Linked DNA regions of Homo sapiens: region 1 is linked to region 2. A link is a loop called in an ENCODE intact Hi-C map of the cell type or tissue named here. Cell type or tissue: heart right ventricle. All regions are shown on one strand.

Region 1 (8,000 bases), 41 kb before region 2:
GGGGCTCTAACCCTGTTCATGAGGGCTCCACCCTCACAAACTGATCACCTTCCAGAGGCCCCACCTCTTGATACCATCACCAAAAAGTTAAGTTTCAACATAGGAAATGGCGTCCTGAGCAAGCTGAGTCTTTCACACAGAAATGGGTCTGTCTCCCTTTTATTTGGATTTCTCTTCTGTTGCTTGGGGAAGTGCTTCAGTTTCCTCACTTTAGGCCCAGAACATTTTCCGCTCAGTTTATTCCTAGATATTTTACACTTTGTGCAGCTCTTTTGAATGAGGCCTGATTAAATTTACTTGATAGTTTTACTGATTATTTCTGTTGACTTCTCTTGATTTTTCTGAGTATGGACTTACATGATCCACAAGCAACAGTTTTGTTTTTTTCTTTTCTAATGTGTAAAAAATTTCATTTTGCATGTTTTATTTTATTGATTAAAATGTGAAAAACATTTTGTGGTAGAAGCAGGAGTGGACATTGCTAATGTTAATGAGAAATTTCTAGTCAGGGCTCTGATTCCATCAGCCCCCAGAATTGTGTGCACAGTTGTCTGTCTGTGCACTCATGCCTGTGTGCATTTTCTTCCTGTAGAAAAAAAGGTTCCACGTCTCCCTTAGATGGACAGACAGCTCCACAGCCCAGAAGAGGTGTAGAGTTCTGCCCTGGGGCTCCCCCACTCCATGTGGCACTGCCTGTGCCTGAAAGGAATTGTTCTAATGAGACCTAAGAAATTATAATTCTATTCAATTAAAAAAAAAAGGATAGGCTGAGCACGGTGGCTCACGCCTGTAATCATAGCATTTTGGGAGGCCAAGGCAGGCAGATTGCCTGAGCTCAGAAGTTCAAGACCAGCCTGGGTAACATGATGTAACCCTGTCTCTACAAAAATTAGCCAGGTGGGGTGGCACACACCTGTAATCCCAGCTACTCGGGAGGCTAAGGCATGAGAATCACTTGAACCCGGGAGGCAGAGGCTGCAGTGAGCCGAGATGGGGCCACTTCACTCCAACCTGGGTGACAGAGCAAGACTCTTGTCTCCAATCAATAAATAAATAAACAAGGACAAGTGAATATCAACTGGGATAAGCATTTTTTTCATTGACATATGGATGCAATATATTGTACTAATTGCAAGCATGTGTCATCTTTGCATCCTGGGGAAAATCTACTTGATTGAGGTGTGTGTATTTAGTATACTCCTAAACTGATCTTCTTTTATCCTTGATATTTTGAGATTTTTCCTTTTGTATTTGTAAGTGAAATTATTCTGTAGTTATTACTATTTATTTCAGTATATTGTCTGCTTTTGACATCAGACTTATGCTAGCTTTAAAAATAAGATGTTGTGCTTTTTCTTTATTTGTTACTATGTTCTGGAACAATTTTTATATCCTAGGAATAATGTGTACCTTAGAAGATGAAAAGAACTCACCTGTGAAAACTCCTGGGTTCACTAACATTTTTACAACTTATATTTCACAGACTTTAAAAAAATAGCTCTTCTGGTTATTGGTGTTTTTAGGTTTTCCTTAAATCTGTTCTGGAAATGTTTACAGCCCCAGAATGTTACCATTTCGTTGAAGTTTTGACTTTGTTAGCACAGAGCTGTGCATCACACTTTAATTAAAATGTGTAAAATAATGTTCCTCATTATTTTTCTTGTTTTGATATTTCATAAATAATCTACTCTATTAGGCTATACCAAAAAAGTGGGTTATTGTAAATCTGACCATTTTTTAAAACTTACTCTCCTTAATAAATATTTCCTGAGTATTCCTGTGTGCCAACCACTGTTCTGGGCATTTTGGATATACATCAATAATTACAAAACCAAGGCCCAGGGCCTCATGGGCCTGTCGTCCAGGAAGGAGGTAACTTTCTGTGTCTTTCGTTTTTGTGCTCTTGTTATTATAATTTCCTTCTTCTTGCTTTCCTTGACTTGTTTTATCATTTTTCAGGCTTTTTTAGTTGAATGCTTTATTTTCTTATTAAGAAAGGTATTTAAGGCTCTAATTATGCCACTGACCATAATTTTGACAATGTTTTGAAATGTTACCATTTTCTCTTTTTCAGATGTTTACTGTTTTTCTAGTTTTAATTTTATTTTTTGAGTTTATTTGGAAAATAAGTTGACTGTTAATTTTCTTGCTCTTTAAAATTTTATAGTCATAAGTGTCATTCTGTAAGCTTTAGAGACATGGGACTCTGGATTTTGTTGCTAGTCTAGCGATGTGTGTTTTCTTACCTGCCGGTACCATCGTGCCTTCATCCAGCAGGTGCCGCAGGGTTCCCGGCCTAGAGACGTGGGACTCTTTATTTTTGTTGCCAGTCTAGTGATGTATGTTTTCTTACCTGCCGGTACCATCGTGCCTTCATCCAGCAGGTGCTGCAGGGTTCCCGGCCTAGAGACATGGGATTCTGGATTTTTGTTGCTAGTCTAGCGATGTGTGTTTTCTTACCTGCCGGTACCATCGTGCCTTCATCCAGCAGGTGCTGCAGGGTTCCCAGCCTAGAGACATGGGACTCTGGATTTTGTTGCTAGTCTAGCGATGTGTGTTTTCTTACCTGCCAGTACCATCGTGCCTTCATCCAGCAGGTGCTGCAGGGTTCCCAGCCTAGAGACATGGGACTCTGGATTTTGTTGCTAGTCTAGCAATGTGTGTTTTCTTACCTGCCGGTACCATCGTGCCTTCATCCAGCAGGTGCTGCAGGGTTCCCGGCCATGCTGTGTGCGGTGTGACTGCACTTTTCATGGCTCCTTTGTATATTATGAATTCTAGTTTACCAGAAGTCTCCTCTGGATCTAAAGTTAAAGAGAAAACTCTTTGCACCTGTTCTCCTGTGAACAGTCTTTCTGATATGGACGGGTTCACTCATTACCGCTGAATTGAACTCCTGTTCTGGACAAGGAGGGGGCCTGGGCCTTGGGATGAGGCTGGTGGGGTTGTGGGTCCGAGCTCCAGGCACAACTGAGGAACCATGAAGAACAGAACGCGATGCCCATGGAAAAGCCAGTGCCAGGGAGATGCTCAGAGCCAAGATTCTCTCTGAAGGCCCCAAATGGGGACAGGCACTCTCTGAGTGGTCCAAGGCCAAGGGTCTGCCTGGGGACCCAGGAGGAAGGAAGCCAAGATGGGAGGCTGAGCCGGGGAAGGTTCTGGAGTCCAGAGGGAGAGGCCTCCTAGGAAGAGACCCTCTGTGCAGTTCTTGAAACTGCTGAGCTGGCTTGGCCACCTCTAATGAAGATAAACTTCACCTCACAGTGAAGATGGAAAAGTGTGCACAGTTCCTCATGACCATGTTCTAAACATTGGTGCTTATTACAGGAGGTTGAATGAATGTCTGTGCAACCCAGAAAAACCCTGGAAGTTGCTCGACCCACCTCCTGCAACACAGTAGCCTGGCGGTTTTCTTGTGAGTTGCCTCATGTTTTTAAAAACTGACTACAGGAAGGATTTCTTGCCGGTAATGACCTGCGTGGTGAAGCCACAGTCAGCCAGTCTGTGGGCGTGCCGTTTCGTGTGCTGCTGGGCCACGCTGCTGAGGTTCTGATGGGACCTTCCCACCTGCGTGTGCTTCAGCACTCACCGCACAGTCTGCTTTGCTTCCCCAAGACCTTAATGGAGGCATTTTTGCAAGAAACCAAATAAGCCTTCTTAAATGCTTGAAAGCACGGGATGTGTAAAATCAAAACCAGCTTTAAGCAAACTAATATAATTTGCAATGTAGCCCTTTCTATTCTTCTAGTGAAGACAAACACAAATTTTAATTCATATTCATCTCACTTTCTAGCTCATTTATTGTCTTCTGGGACAGTTCCCAAAACAAACTTCCTGTGGTGAAGTACAGGCCGAGTGACTTGTGGGGCCCTTCTGTCAGTAGCGGCCGTGCTTCCCACAACGCCTGACGTGCTGTCTGCATCCTATTAAGCGTCCATGAATGTCCTGGATAGAATGAATTAAACTAACCAAGGATACCAAACACATTCAGCAAGAAACACAAATCTTACATGAGAAACTGGGCATAAACAACTCCCACCACAAATCATCCCAAAATGCTAAATCAAACATAACAATAATCCTTTAAAATGTGTAGCTGGGATTTCAAGAAAGTAAGAAAATCTAAAAAAAAAAAGAGCTGAGAACCAGAGTGACCGCAGTGGCAGCACCGGGCCCTGGGTCGTGTGCGGAGTCCTCCGTGCAGCCCTGGATGCAGGGGCGGCTGCTTGGAATCTGACCCCGGGACAGCAGGAAAAATTGCCTTATATGCCTTTGCTTTCCACAAAGAAGATTTTTAAAGTCCTTCCCAGGAATCTCACGATGAATATGCCCTCCTAAAGGGCAAGTTCCTTTTTACCCTCGGTACAGAAGCCCTGAGCTGAGACTTTGGCGTTGGCTGTTGCTGAGTGGGCAGCCCTGGAGGTACCGGACAAAGCAAACAGGTTCTGTCTGGAGGGAAATGTCCACCAGGCCTCACAAAATTCCCATGGGTAAACTCCAAACATCAGCTCACATTCCGGGTTGACAAACTACAGAAGGAAAAAGCACCATGAACAAGAATCAGCCAACGACAGACAGTAAAATTACACCCAATCTTCAGCTCAGGAAATCATCAGGCACCAAAAGGAAATAAATGCATTTAAAATGTTTTTTAAAAGGGGGAACTGGGGGTGAAAGTGTGAACCAGAAACAAGGTACTCTAAAAAGTATGGGTTACATTAGTTTCCCTTATTTGGGGGGAAAAATGGAGCAGATGCATTAAACAGCATATTAGACATGATGCAAAGAGGGTTCTGGACCAGGAAGGATCCGTACAAAGAAACCAGCCCAGGTGCAGGCAGAGAGAGGGACAGAAAACAGGGTTGGAGACCAGGATTGACCAAGGCCAGTCACAGGCTTAGTAGAGGTTTTCCAGAGTTTTTGTGAGGCTCCAATCCTCAGATTCAAAAAGCCTGAAGACCCTAAATACAGTGAATAAAAGGAAATAACTGGCCAGACAATTGTGGTGGGTCTGGAAAGTTCTGGAGACAAGAGATGGATTCCGCACACGTGAGGAGGAGTGCAGCAGGTGCATTGTTGTCTGGGGCCTACAGCCGTTCGTTCCCAGGAGTGCATACCCAGCCAGACTGCACGTGGGTTCCAGAAAGCAGGGACTGGCAGGGTCCCCAGCCAGCAACCCTCACTCGGAGCGCCTGGAGAAGGTAGTTCAGGGGAAACTGGACACAGGAGGAAGAACTGACAGGAAGAAAAAGTGAGCAGGGAGAAAGGCCCCCATGAGCCCTGAGCACAGTTGCTGAGGCGGTAGTGAAACTGGAGACAGGTGGAGTGGACACCGCACAGCCAGGAGCCTGTGGGGAGATGGAAGCCCTGTGAGGAGTACCTGCAGATTAAGGCTGCCCAGTGAGGTACCAGAACCAGAACGGTTCACGCGGCTCAGTGAAGCCTAAGGCCGTAGTACTGCACAGCCCAGAGACAGGGGCCTGCCAGCACCCACTGAGATTTTATTCCTGTGCAGTTCTCTTTCTGCTGTTTGTTAGTAGCTGCGTGTCTTCCTTATATTGTTTTCTATGCTTTTGGTAGGTTTGAAACACTGTTTTCTGACTGTTTAGTCTGAACTCTGATCACAAGATAATTGGTGAAGAGCAGCCATTCCACTCTGCTCCCCATGGGAATGTCTCAGAAAGGAAATTGGAAAGGAGACAGTGGCCTCAGTCACAGCTGTGGAGACGCCTTCAGAACCCTCCTCAGACCCTGCCTTCTTTCTGAGGCCGTGCTGTTGCACCCGCCGTCCAGAAGCGCCACTCCTACAACAAACGTCACAGCAGCCAACAGCGGGATCTGCTTTCTCCCTCACACTCAGGCCTGTCCTGGCCCCGGCAGGCTTTGTCGTGGGTGCCAGGGCTGTCTGCGCTGACTTCAGAATTGAACAAGAGAACAGACAACCCACTTCTAAACACACACGCTGTGGAACACAGAAGGCTGGCCGTGTGGGAACCCTCTTCCTGCATTGAGCCCTCGCTGTTGGCTAATTAGAAATGGGTCACGGCTGCTGATGGTGTTCTAGGGGAAAGAGCACTGGGTTTGGGGTCAGATGGCTTTGCCATTAATGCTGAGTGTGCTTGATTTCTCTGACAGATTTTAATTAGTTCTATTCCCCTTAAAGGAAAAACATGTGAAAAGAGAGGGGCTGTTTTTTTAAAAGGCCTTGAGTCCCAAAGGCAAGAACCCTGGGGCTGGGCTGACTCTCCCCTCACGGAAGTGAGGACCTGCTGCTTTGGGTCTTGGCACACTGTCTACACACTGTTGGGGCAGGGTTAGTAATACTCGTATCTAAGGCCAGGTTCTAGGACGTGCTTGATATTTTCAGTAAACACACCACTGGCCTCAGTGTTTTTAAATTTCTGAGCCGGTTGCTGTTCACTTCTGGAGTTGGGTATGGGCAGCTCCCCAGCGGTTAGCATGCAGGAGCCGCAGCCTGGATTGCTCAAGAAGGACCTCTGCAGAGAGGGGCTAGCGGCCCCCGCAGCACCTGCCCTTCCTGCCCTGACAGTGGCTCTGCCCAGCCACAAACCATTGCAAGTGACAGCAGCAAAGTACCTGCTTCCTTTAGGCAAGCCCAAGTGATAGCCTTGAACCTATGAGATTATCTTTCACCCTTCTCCTTGGCCTCGACAGGATCTTGGTTCCGGGGAAAGAACTTGAAGGTCTTTCAAATCCTTCTTTCCAACATCAGTGCTGGAATTAACTTCTGCTGTGACCGAGCCACTCCCTGGAATTGCAGCTGTTAGTTTAGGCCCTTTCTGATCATGAACACTTCCTGCTGGATTATTCTTTCTTTCTAGTAGGAAATCATGGTGTTTTTAGAATCCTGTAATGATCAGAGCTATTGTACATTCTTCAGATTTAATATACCCACATTGAGCAGAGCATTTTCTTGTTGCGAGGAAATCTGAAAGCATTGAGCTCATGGGATGAGTGTAGCTTCCAGGTGTCAGGCCGGCGCCAGCTCCTCATGCACGCTGGGTTCTGGGCCGTTGGTGGAAAGGTTAGTGCTGTTCAAATAGATCATGCTTTATAAGTTCTGGGCATTGCCCATGGACCTGCCCCCACACACCTGGAATCCAGAGCTCTGTGTTGGGAATAAATCCTATAGCTGCACAGCAGAGGTGATGACTTTCAAATGGGTCAGAGCATCCGTTTGGCTGCCCTTTATGTGAGACTGGAAAATACACACATGCAAATGTTGATTAACAGAGGGAAGGTGCTCGTGTGGGTGAATGGTGGTCGTATGGTCTCTGTGCCAACAGAACTGTCTACGCTGATGGGAACGTTCTTTATCTGAGCTTTGTCGAGTGTGGCAGCCACTGGCCACATGTGACCGTGAGCACCAAAATATGGCTGGTGCAACTGAGTCACTGGCGTGTCAATTTTACGTAAGTTTAATTAACTTCGATCTCAGTATCCGCACATGGCAGGCACGTGCTGGAGAGCGCCAGTGCCCACTCACAGGAGAGTTCCACTCAGTGTGGATCTTGGTTTTCCTACTGAGGTTTAACAAGGCAAAAAAATCCCCCTTCTAAAACTGTATTAATACATTAGTTTCCCAGATCAAAATTGATGTCAACCTTGATTACCTGAACTATTTGAGGAGTTATACTAACAAATTTAGTTTTCTTGCTAAGTATTTATCAGTATTGTCTTTCTAAAATGTGTTAGCCCACCACTGAGGCTTTGTAAGTAGTAATGAGCATAGGGAAACTTGCCTTGAAATATCATCACTGAGCTCTAGTTCTTGCACCACAAAGATGCAGGGAGTGGAAGCAATTCAGACAAATCTGCTTGGTCCACCAAGCCATCCCAGAGCAGAGGCTGTCCAACTAGGCCAAGTGGCCTCCCAGAATGCCATGGAAGGGTTCAGGAGCAATTATCCTGGAATCCACGGGATGGTGCCCTGAATCCCACAGAATGCTGCAGGAGCAGGCATCCTGGAATCCCACAGA
Region 2 (8,000 bases):
AGGCACCATTTCTTTTATTTCAAGGCCAGAAGAAAGTCCTCTCCAGTGAACTTGCTTGTTTAAGCATCCGCCCACTTACATGTTATACAGCCTGTCTTTTTCTCCTTGACCACACAGTATTTTTTATTTTACATTTAATTCTGTCTCCCCCTCAGACATGGCCATGTGTCCATGGCCGTGTGTCTACTGCCAGCCCTAATACCAGGCCTTGTACTTAATAAAAATTCAGAAAGCGTTTCCTGCCCACGTGATTACATGAAGATGGCATTGTGATCTCCCTTCAGTAGATGAAGACAGGGCAGACGTTCAGCCAGTCACCCCCAGTCATCCAGCTAATTCATGATGATCCGGGGAATCTATAAAGTAATGCAAAGACTCCATAAATTTATATCAAGAATTTATTTTTTTTTAAAAAGGTAAAAACCAAAATTCAAGTATAAACTAAACACTGGCTTGGTGTGGAAGTGGTTGGCCCAGCCCAGAAGGTGCCTCGGGCTCAGACTGACCGGGGGTGGAAGGGCGGCTGTGCACAGAGCTGTACCATGGCAGGAACCCTGCCGCCCAGCCTAGGAGGGTGCCTGGCCTGCATTTCCCTTTTCTCCCACCTTAGAAAACAGGGATGGATTTGGGGAGGGGCGGTTAGACAGGAGCATGGCCAACAGCCCCAAAGCTGGGTGCAGATACCGGCCAGTGCCCTGAGGGAAGTCACTTTGCCACTCCATGCCTCAGCTTCCCCATCTGTAACATGGAAGTAATAATGTCACTAAGGTCAGGAGGATCAATGCAGTCTATATTTGCCGGATATTTGCTGCCTGGCACCAGAGTATTGCAAAAGAGTCTGGTAAACCAGAGAATCTAATTCTGCTGTGTAGTGTCTAAATCCAGGGAGTATCCCGTCTCTGCTTGCCCACACGAGGGATGGGATTCCATGTCAGACCCCGCATGGCAGCATGACCTTGTCCCTGCTCAGGGGAGTCCGGTGGTGCCTGTGTGGCAGAGACCCCCGAATAAGATCGTTCTTGGTTGCCTTTCAGGTTGAACTTGGATTTCCTGTGAATCTTGTTTAGTTTCTATGCTGACCTTTGCATTGGTTCTTTGGGAGTGTTTGTTAAATTGAACTTGGAGATGGATGCTTTTATTTGGAAACAAAATCTGTTCCCTTTCCAGGACAACAGAAAAGGCCGAGACACCCTTGAGGCCACACGAGGTCCTTTCTGTGTAACTCTGGTCACAGAAGTAGCAAAACCTCCCTGGATAGGGGCCAAGAGCTCAGCCGCAGATAGGCCTCTTTTCCAGCAAACTTCAGATGCGTTAATAGAGGGAATCAGGCAGGTCCTCTGCCGCTGACTGAGGGACCTGGCTCCCACGGAGCCCAGCTGTTACGAGCTGCAGGTCCGGGAGCAGGATCGGTTCTCATCATTTAAACCTGCGTGTGGCAGCGGTGGAGGCCAGCCTTCTTGTCCCATGCCTGCCTCAGGATGGGCCGGGCTCCCAGGCGGGGCCTGTGTAGGTTTGGGGTCACTCACAGGGAATCTTGCCCCTGCCAGCCATGAACCCCAGGACACAGCGTGTGTCCTTGTGAGGGAATTTGGGAGAAACGGACACTTCCGGAATGCACGTTCCCAGGCCCTGAGTGCTAGATATGCACAGGGGCCTCAGACATAAACGTAAAGAAACAGTGGTTTTTCTTGTTGGGCGGGGACTCCAGCAGTGGAGAGGAGGTGTGGAGCCCCTCCCACACCCAGCTGCCCCCTCCTGAGAAGGACCCAGCCAGGCTTGCAGAGGGTCCGAGGGTCCAGCAGCTGAGCTGGCTCATCTCCTTCTGTGCAGGAGGCTGGCCAAGTCCACGCTCCTGCTTATCCCGCTGTTCGGCGTCCACTACATGGTGTTTGCCGTGTTTCCCATCAGCATCTCCTCCAAATACCAGATACTGTTTGAGCTGTGCCTCGGGTCGTTCCAGGTAGGTGTGCGGAGGCGGCCGCCCTCCCCCGAGCGCGGGTCCTGCCTGACCATCTCTTCTCATTGCAGGGCCTGGTGGTGGCCGTCCTCTACTGTTTCCTGAACAGTGAGGTAAGTTCATGGCCGCCTTGGAACCAAGCACAGGTACTCACTTGCTTCCTGAGATGCTGCCCAGCCTGGTGCCGCAGCCCCCACACATGCCTGTCTTCCGCGGGCTCGAGTTACTGCCCGGGACCCCACAGTTCTGTGTCCCCATCAGAGAACCCACAACGACACAGGCAAACCCACTCTTCTGGGCCCAGCTTCCAAACCCCGCCGTCCTTCCGTCCACCCTAAGTAGCATCGACTGCCGTCCGTCTCGGAGCCCTCTCGGGAAAGCTCCCGGCCGGGTCTAGACAGAATCTGTTTTTCCCCATGGTCGGCGTCTCGCTCCTGACCATAGCTTGTGAGTCCCAGAAAGCCGGGCCTGGGTTGGGGGGTGGGGCTGCACAGCGTCCTGTGAGTCCCTGGGGAGGAAGCCCGGAGCCGAGCTCTGCCCTGCGTTCATTCCCAGCCAGGGAGGCTGTCTCCGGGCTGCTCCAACGGCCTGGCCCCGTCCCCTGACCCCTGACCCTCCCGCCCCACGCTGCGGTTGCTGGCGCTTTCTTTGCTTGACATGCAGCTTTCACCAGCACGGCTTCTGCAAAGCTGAGCCCGAGTAGTGCCACTTGTCCTCCTCCCTCCTCTGCCGTCCGGGCACCCCTCACTCATCCCCACCCCCTCCCAGGGCTAACATTCCCTGCCCGCTGGGAACAGGGAAGGAGACGGAGGCCCAGCACCGTCACAACCCCGGCTGCTAAGGAAAATCTTTTCAGAGAAATATTAACTATCTGAGACTGTGGGACTGCGCTTACCGCGGCAGTGGCGATCCCCGAACCACCCACGCACAGTCTTAGAGTCTGGCAGCGTCCCCCGCCCTCCTGTGGCCGTCCAGTTCCCGCTCCCTCCAGCCTCTGCCCCCAAGGCCGTTTCTGTTTCTGTCCATCTGCTGGCAACACAGATACGGGAGCAGGCGGGAGGGAGAGCTGGAGGCTCGCGGGCCGCGCTTCCCATAGCAGCCGCCCGCACCTGCCCAGGCTCACGGGCGTTCCCGCTGCCCTCACCTCCCAGGTGCAGTGCGAGCTGAAGCGAAAATGGCGAAGCCGGTGCCCGACCCCGTCCGCGAGCCGGGATTACAGGGTCTGCGGTTCCTCCTTCTCCCGCAACGGCTCGGAGGGCGCCCTGCAGTTCCACCGCGGCTCCCGCGCCCAGTCCTTCCTGCAAACGGAGACCTCGGTCATCTAGCCCCACCCCTGCCTGTCGGACGCGGCGGGAGGCCCACGGTTCGGGGCTTCTGCGGGGCTGAGACGCCGGCTTCCTCCTTCCAGATGCCCGAGCACCGTGTCGGGCAGGTCAGCGCGGTCCTGACTCCGTCAAGCTGGTTGTCCACTAAACCCCATACCTGGAATTGGAGTCGTGTTGTCATTGACTCGATTTAAACTCCAGCATTTAGATAATCTTGTGCAAAATGTGTTTCAGCCGTATAGTGGATCCACTTTTTTTTTTTTTTTTTTTTTTGAGACGGAGTCTCGCTCTGTCGCCCAGGCTGGACTGCAGTGGCCTGATCTCTGCTCCCTGCAAGCTCCGCCTCCCGGGTTCACGCCATTCTCCTGCCTCAGCCTCCCATAGCTGGGACTACAGGCGCCCGCCAACACGCCTGGCTAATTTTTTGTATTTTTAGTAGAGACAGGGTTTCACCATGTTAGCCAGGATGGTCTCGATCTCCTGACCTCGTGATGGGCCCGCCTCGGCCTCCCAAAGTGCTGGGATTAAGGCGTGAGCCACTGCGCCCGGCCCAAGAGAATAGGGGAGCCAAGGAGGAAATGTGGAAACGCAGTTGTGTGGCCCAGCACGAGCCTGGGCGACCACCGGGTGACATCCGTCCCACATCAGGGCGGCCTCCCAGGTCCCATAAGGGTAGCCCCCTCATCTGCAGGACAGAGGGAAGCCAGTCAGGGCCCCCCTGACGTTAGGACCAGGAGAAATCAACAGGAGGGCAGCCCGTCCTCTCTCTTGGGGCGCCCACCCGGCCCGGCTGAGCCCTGCCCCACCCAACTCCACAGGGCTGTTTTGCCTCCCCACGGAAGGCGGGCTGAGGAGACAACCAGATCAGGAGAGCAAGGTCATGAAGGAGGGGACCTCTCCACACAGGTGTTCCGTGGGACCCTCAGCAGCTCTGGCTCTGCCTCAGGAGGTCACCTGCCGCCCTGTGGGAGCCGCAGAGCCTGACGCTCAGCCCCAGGCCAGCTGCGGCCAGGCCTGCGGGCCCCTGGTGATGGGGTTACGTGGGGTGCGGGATACAGCTGAGTGGGAACCGGAAACCTATTCTCTTTTTAACAAAAATAATCTTAGGATAAGAATTATTTTAACAACATATAAAACTGTTTCAAGCCCTCCTCCCCAGAGCTGGCGCTCAGCAGCCCTAGCGGCTGCTCCTTCAGGCGAAGGGTGGTTTGCAGATGTGGGGAGGGTGTCTGGGGACGTTGCTGAGCCAGCTGCAGAAGGGTGGGGATATCAGGGCACAGTCTCCATGTGTGTGCCAAGCCCTGGCCCCCACAGCGCTCGATGGACCTCAGCAAGCTGCCCAGCCCTGGCCCAGGTGCCCCGACTGTGGGACTCAGTTGTTCTGAGCACATTTGACTCCACTTTTCCCTTAAAAATGAATGTCTTGTTCCTGTGCATTGGTGGCATCACAGACCCCAGCTGGGGCGCGATGTCAAAGGTCGGGACAGCTGTGCCGGGAGGCAGCCACAGGGAAGCTCACACATCCTGTCAGTGTCACCTTGGTTTGCAAAACCCATATCCCCGGTAAAATGAGGCCGGACAGAGGGGCTGTTAGGACAGCAAAGCAGCAGTGTCCAGAGACCCCTCAATCCCCAAAGGTCCGCACCCTGTCCTGCACACCCTGGGCCACGCCGGCCACACCCCTCTGCTGCAACAAGCTCATCCCTGGACTTCTGGGAGAATGAACCCGAGGTTGGTTTGGGGAGACAGGTGAGGCGGTCGGATCTACAGAACAACCCACCATTTCTGGGGGCCGCAGAGGATCCATCACAGACGGATACTGGGGAGTAAACGGCCCAGGCCAGGTGCCCAGGAAAGGACGGCTGAGCATGTGGAGCGAGAGGGAGGCAGGTGGACGCTGCAGACCCCAGGTTCAGTGCGGCCCCTCGGCTGTTCCTCCCCTGTAGGGTTTGGACAGACCCACCCCCAGCCTTGCCCAGCTTTCAAAGGACAAAAGGGAGCATCCCCCACCTACTCTCAGGTTTTTGAGGAAACAAAGATTTGTGGTAACTGAAGGTGTTGGGTCAGTGGCCAGGTGCCGACACTGAGCTGTGACCCAGAGGGGACGCTGAGGAAGTGGGCGTGAGTGGACGTGTCAGGTGGTTACCAGGCACTGGTTGTTGATGGTCGGTGGTTGGGTGTGGGCAGTCATCAGTCATCAGGTGTGCTCAGGGGACAATCTCCCCTCAACCGCACATGTGCCACTGTTCAGCGGAGCTGACTGGTTTCTCCTGGTAGAGGGGCCGGCTGTTTCCTGACAGATGCCTGGTGAGCAGGGGAAGCAGGACCCAGTGGTCAGCAGGTGTCTTTAACTGTCATTGTGTGTGGAATGTCGCAGACTCCTCCACGTGGCGGGAATGAGCTGTGTAAATACTTCAATAAAGCCTGACTTCACATCTGCATGCTGAGTAAGAACTTGCTCTGACCAGATCTGAGGCTCTGGAGCATGGAGGACACACTTGGCGTGTTAGTCGTGGCTGCTGCATTCAGATGAAAACAGAGCTTGGACGGGGAGGGAGAGGGTGGGCAGGGTCCTGCCAGCCACAGGGCACCAGGGAGGACATTGGAAACAGCCACCTCTCCCTGAGGAGAGTCACGGACCCCTGTCAGAGCGTCGCCATTGGGGAGCCTCCGTCTGGCAGCTGTGACGCATGAGCAGTGCCCTGTGGAGGAGGCGCCTGCACGCCCAGCCTTGTCCTGCCGCACCCAACACGGCCTCTGTCAGCTCTGCAGAGCCCAAGAACCTGTTAATAGAGCAGGACTGAGTGCAGGAGTGTGTGTGTGCACGCGCGTTCATGTGATGCACATGCGTGTGTGGGTGTGTGCGTGGGGCGTGTGCACACATATGCGAATCTCCGTGTGTGCTGAGCCTTAGCCACATGTATGCTACAAGCAAATAAAATGCATTTCCAATGAACTCCACGCTCCACCAGATGGCTGTGTTGTCAGGAGGGATACAGCACGCTGGTAAAAGCCACATTCCTAAGGAGTCAAACCTAGAATGAGCCACACCAACCAGCCTTTGGTGACTTTCCTAAGAGCAAAGCAGGTGGGAAGGGGGAGAAGGGGCTGGGCACACAGCCCTCCAGGGAGTCACTGTTTTGTCTGACTCAGGAGCTTAGTGTCCATTTGCCTGAGGTGGGAAATATTCAGCCGCCTGAGGAGACTCAGCCCTGATGGGAGGCAGAAGGTGCAGGGCCGGGGGCCGATCTGCAGAAGCCCCTCCTCCACCCGTGGCAATAGCTTCGTTCTTTCTCATCACCAATGGCAGCTTTTTAATTGGCTATTTTTTTCAGGCTTTCAGATGACAAATTATACAGGACAGTTACAAAACGTCAAACTCTGTAGGCAAAGATTACATAGAAAGTGAAGTCCTCTGCCTGCCTCCTCCCCTCTCTGGGGGAAACTCGTGCCCGACTGAAGCGGGGTCCCAGTGCCTTCCTCCGTCGGTACAAACTTGTCTGCCCTTTCTTCTGTTTATTCGTGGGAATCGGGCTAAATTGTGTGAAGCTTCTGCAGCTGTCTTTCTCCCGCTGAGACAGGTGGTGTCCATCTTTCCCATCTGAAGGTGCGTATCTCGTGACTTTTAACCGCCGCCTAACATTCCACAGCCTGGGCCTGGTTGGTTTGACCGACTCCCTGCTGGCGAATGTGTGAGTTGTTTTTGCAGGTGTTTCTGTGCTTACCCGAGTATTCCCTCACTGTACACTCCTGAAGGGGAAAGGTCAAAGGTCACGCACATTTGGCTCTCGAAGGATGTTTGCTCTACGGCTCCACCACCCCTCACCGAGCATCCTGCCCTGGGTGCGTGGGAAACACTTCCTTTTGCATGTCTTGAATAGTTTCTTCACAGGTTTTTTTCTTTAACACTGACGTAAAGCTGAACCTCTGCCTGACACACTCACATCGCAGCTGCCTGTGTCTCCAGGGGCTGCCCCGCACACAAGTCTGCGTGCCAGTCCACAAACTTACTCCCGTTCTTGGGACCCGAGACGAGGACAAGAGTCGGCCTCTTGTCTGCAGGCAGCAGTGGCCGGCGGCGTTGCTTTGTGTCAGCGCACGCTGCTTGTGGGCGGCATCACAAAGGATTTAGGGCACCTTTTATACTGAAAAGTCTTCTTTGGAAGATGGAGAGAAAAGGGGCTCTCGGCTCCTTTGTGTTCTCTGAAGGTTTAATGAGGAGAGAGGGGCAGGCAGCGAGGGCAGTGGGGGGCCCACTTGTTCCACTTGTGGAAACAGTCCCTTCCCAGGACTTCCTGCAGGCCCCGTGAAGTGGGCGCCCCAGGGCTATTACCGGTACCGGGATCTTTTGTAAAGCTTCTATTCAGTACCTGGAACTGAAGAAGCAAGAGGGAAAATAAACTATTAAAATATAATACAAAATAATGAGACCTGCTGGGACCAAGCTCTCCCTTTGAGATTCAGGGCTCTACATAGCCTGACACGTGAAGGTTCCATGGGATAAAGTCTAGGAAAGCCACGCATGAATTCAGTGCACCTCAGAAGCACAAGCTATCATGGTTTAAGACCTATGACTGTGAATCCAGATGTTAAATGTGTGACTTTCAAATCCTTAAATCATGACTGTCCTTTCGGATTTAAAAGCACGCGATATCACAAAGCTCCACTGTCCCATGACTCAGTCGTGCAGATTTTCGCATGGCTTGGATGGATCACAC

The links. Peaks named below come from ENCODE experiments on the same cell type or tissue, not always from the same donor. Only the 100,000 strongest peaks of a DNase experiment are listed, where the experiment ranks them.
Region 1: a loop joins it to region 2, with 2.2 times the contacts of the local background. A loop is called at or near these places in 3 of 110 quality-filtered maps.

Annotation. Positions count from the first base shown.
Region 1 is chr7:159,066,474-159,074,473 of GRCh38, reverse strand. All of the region lies in intron 4 of VIPR2 (vasoactive intestinal peptide receptor 2), which reads left to right. Among named protein-coding and RNA genes, the nearest start is that of LINC00689, 62 kb to the right of the region's middle. In heart right ventricle, no CTCF peak of the experiment used is centred here; DNase peaks (open chromatin) are centred at 3,893, 5,263, 5,913, 6,453 and 2 weaker places; H3K4me3 peaks cover 501 bases; H3K27ac peaks cover 5,173 bases.
Region 2 is chr7:159,025,898-159,033,897 of GRCh38, reverse strand. It overlaps VIPR2 (vasoactive intestinal peptide receptor 2), which reads left to right. Exons shown (of 13, transcript NM_003382.5): 11 at 1,831-1,960; 12 at 2,029-2,070; 13 at 3,109-5,723. The coding sequence ends at 3,282. LINC00689 (long intergenic non-protein coding RNA 689) reads right to left here. Exons shown (of 5, transcript NR_024394.1): 5 at 7,660-8,000. Among named protein-coding and RNA genes, the nearest start is that of LINC00689, 22 kb to the right of the region's middle. RefSeq lists enhancers at 2,031-2,683, 4,802-5,730. In heart right ventricle, CTCF peaks have their summits at 2,987 and 3,187; DNase peaks (open chromatin) are centred at 1,547, 2,517, 2,877, 3,267 and 4 weaker places; H3K4me3 peaks cover 1,755 bases; H3K27ac peaks cover 3,341 bases.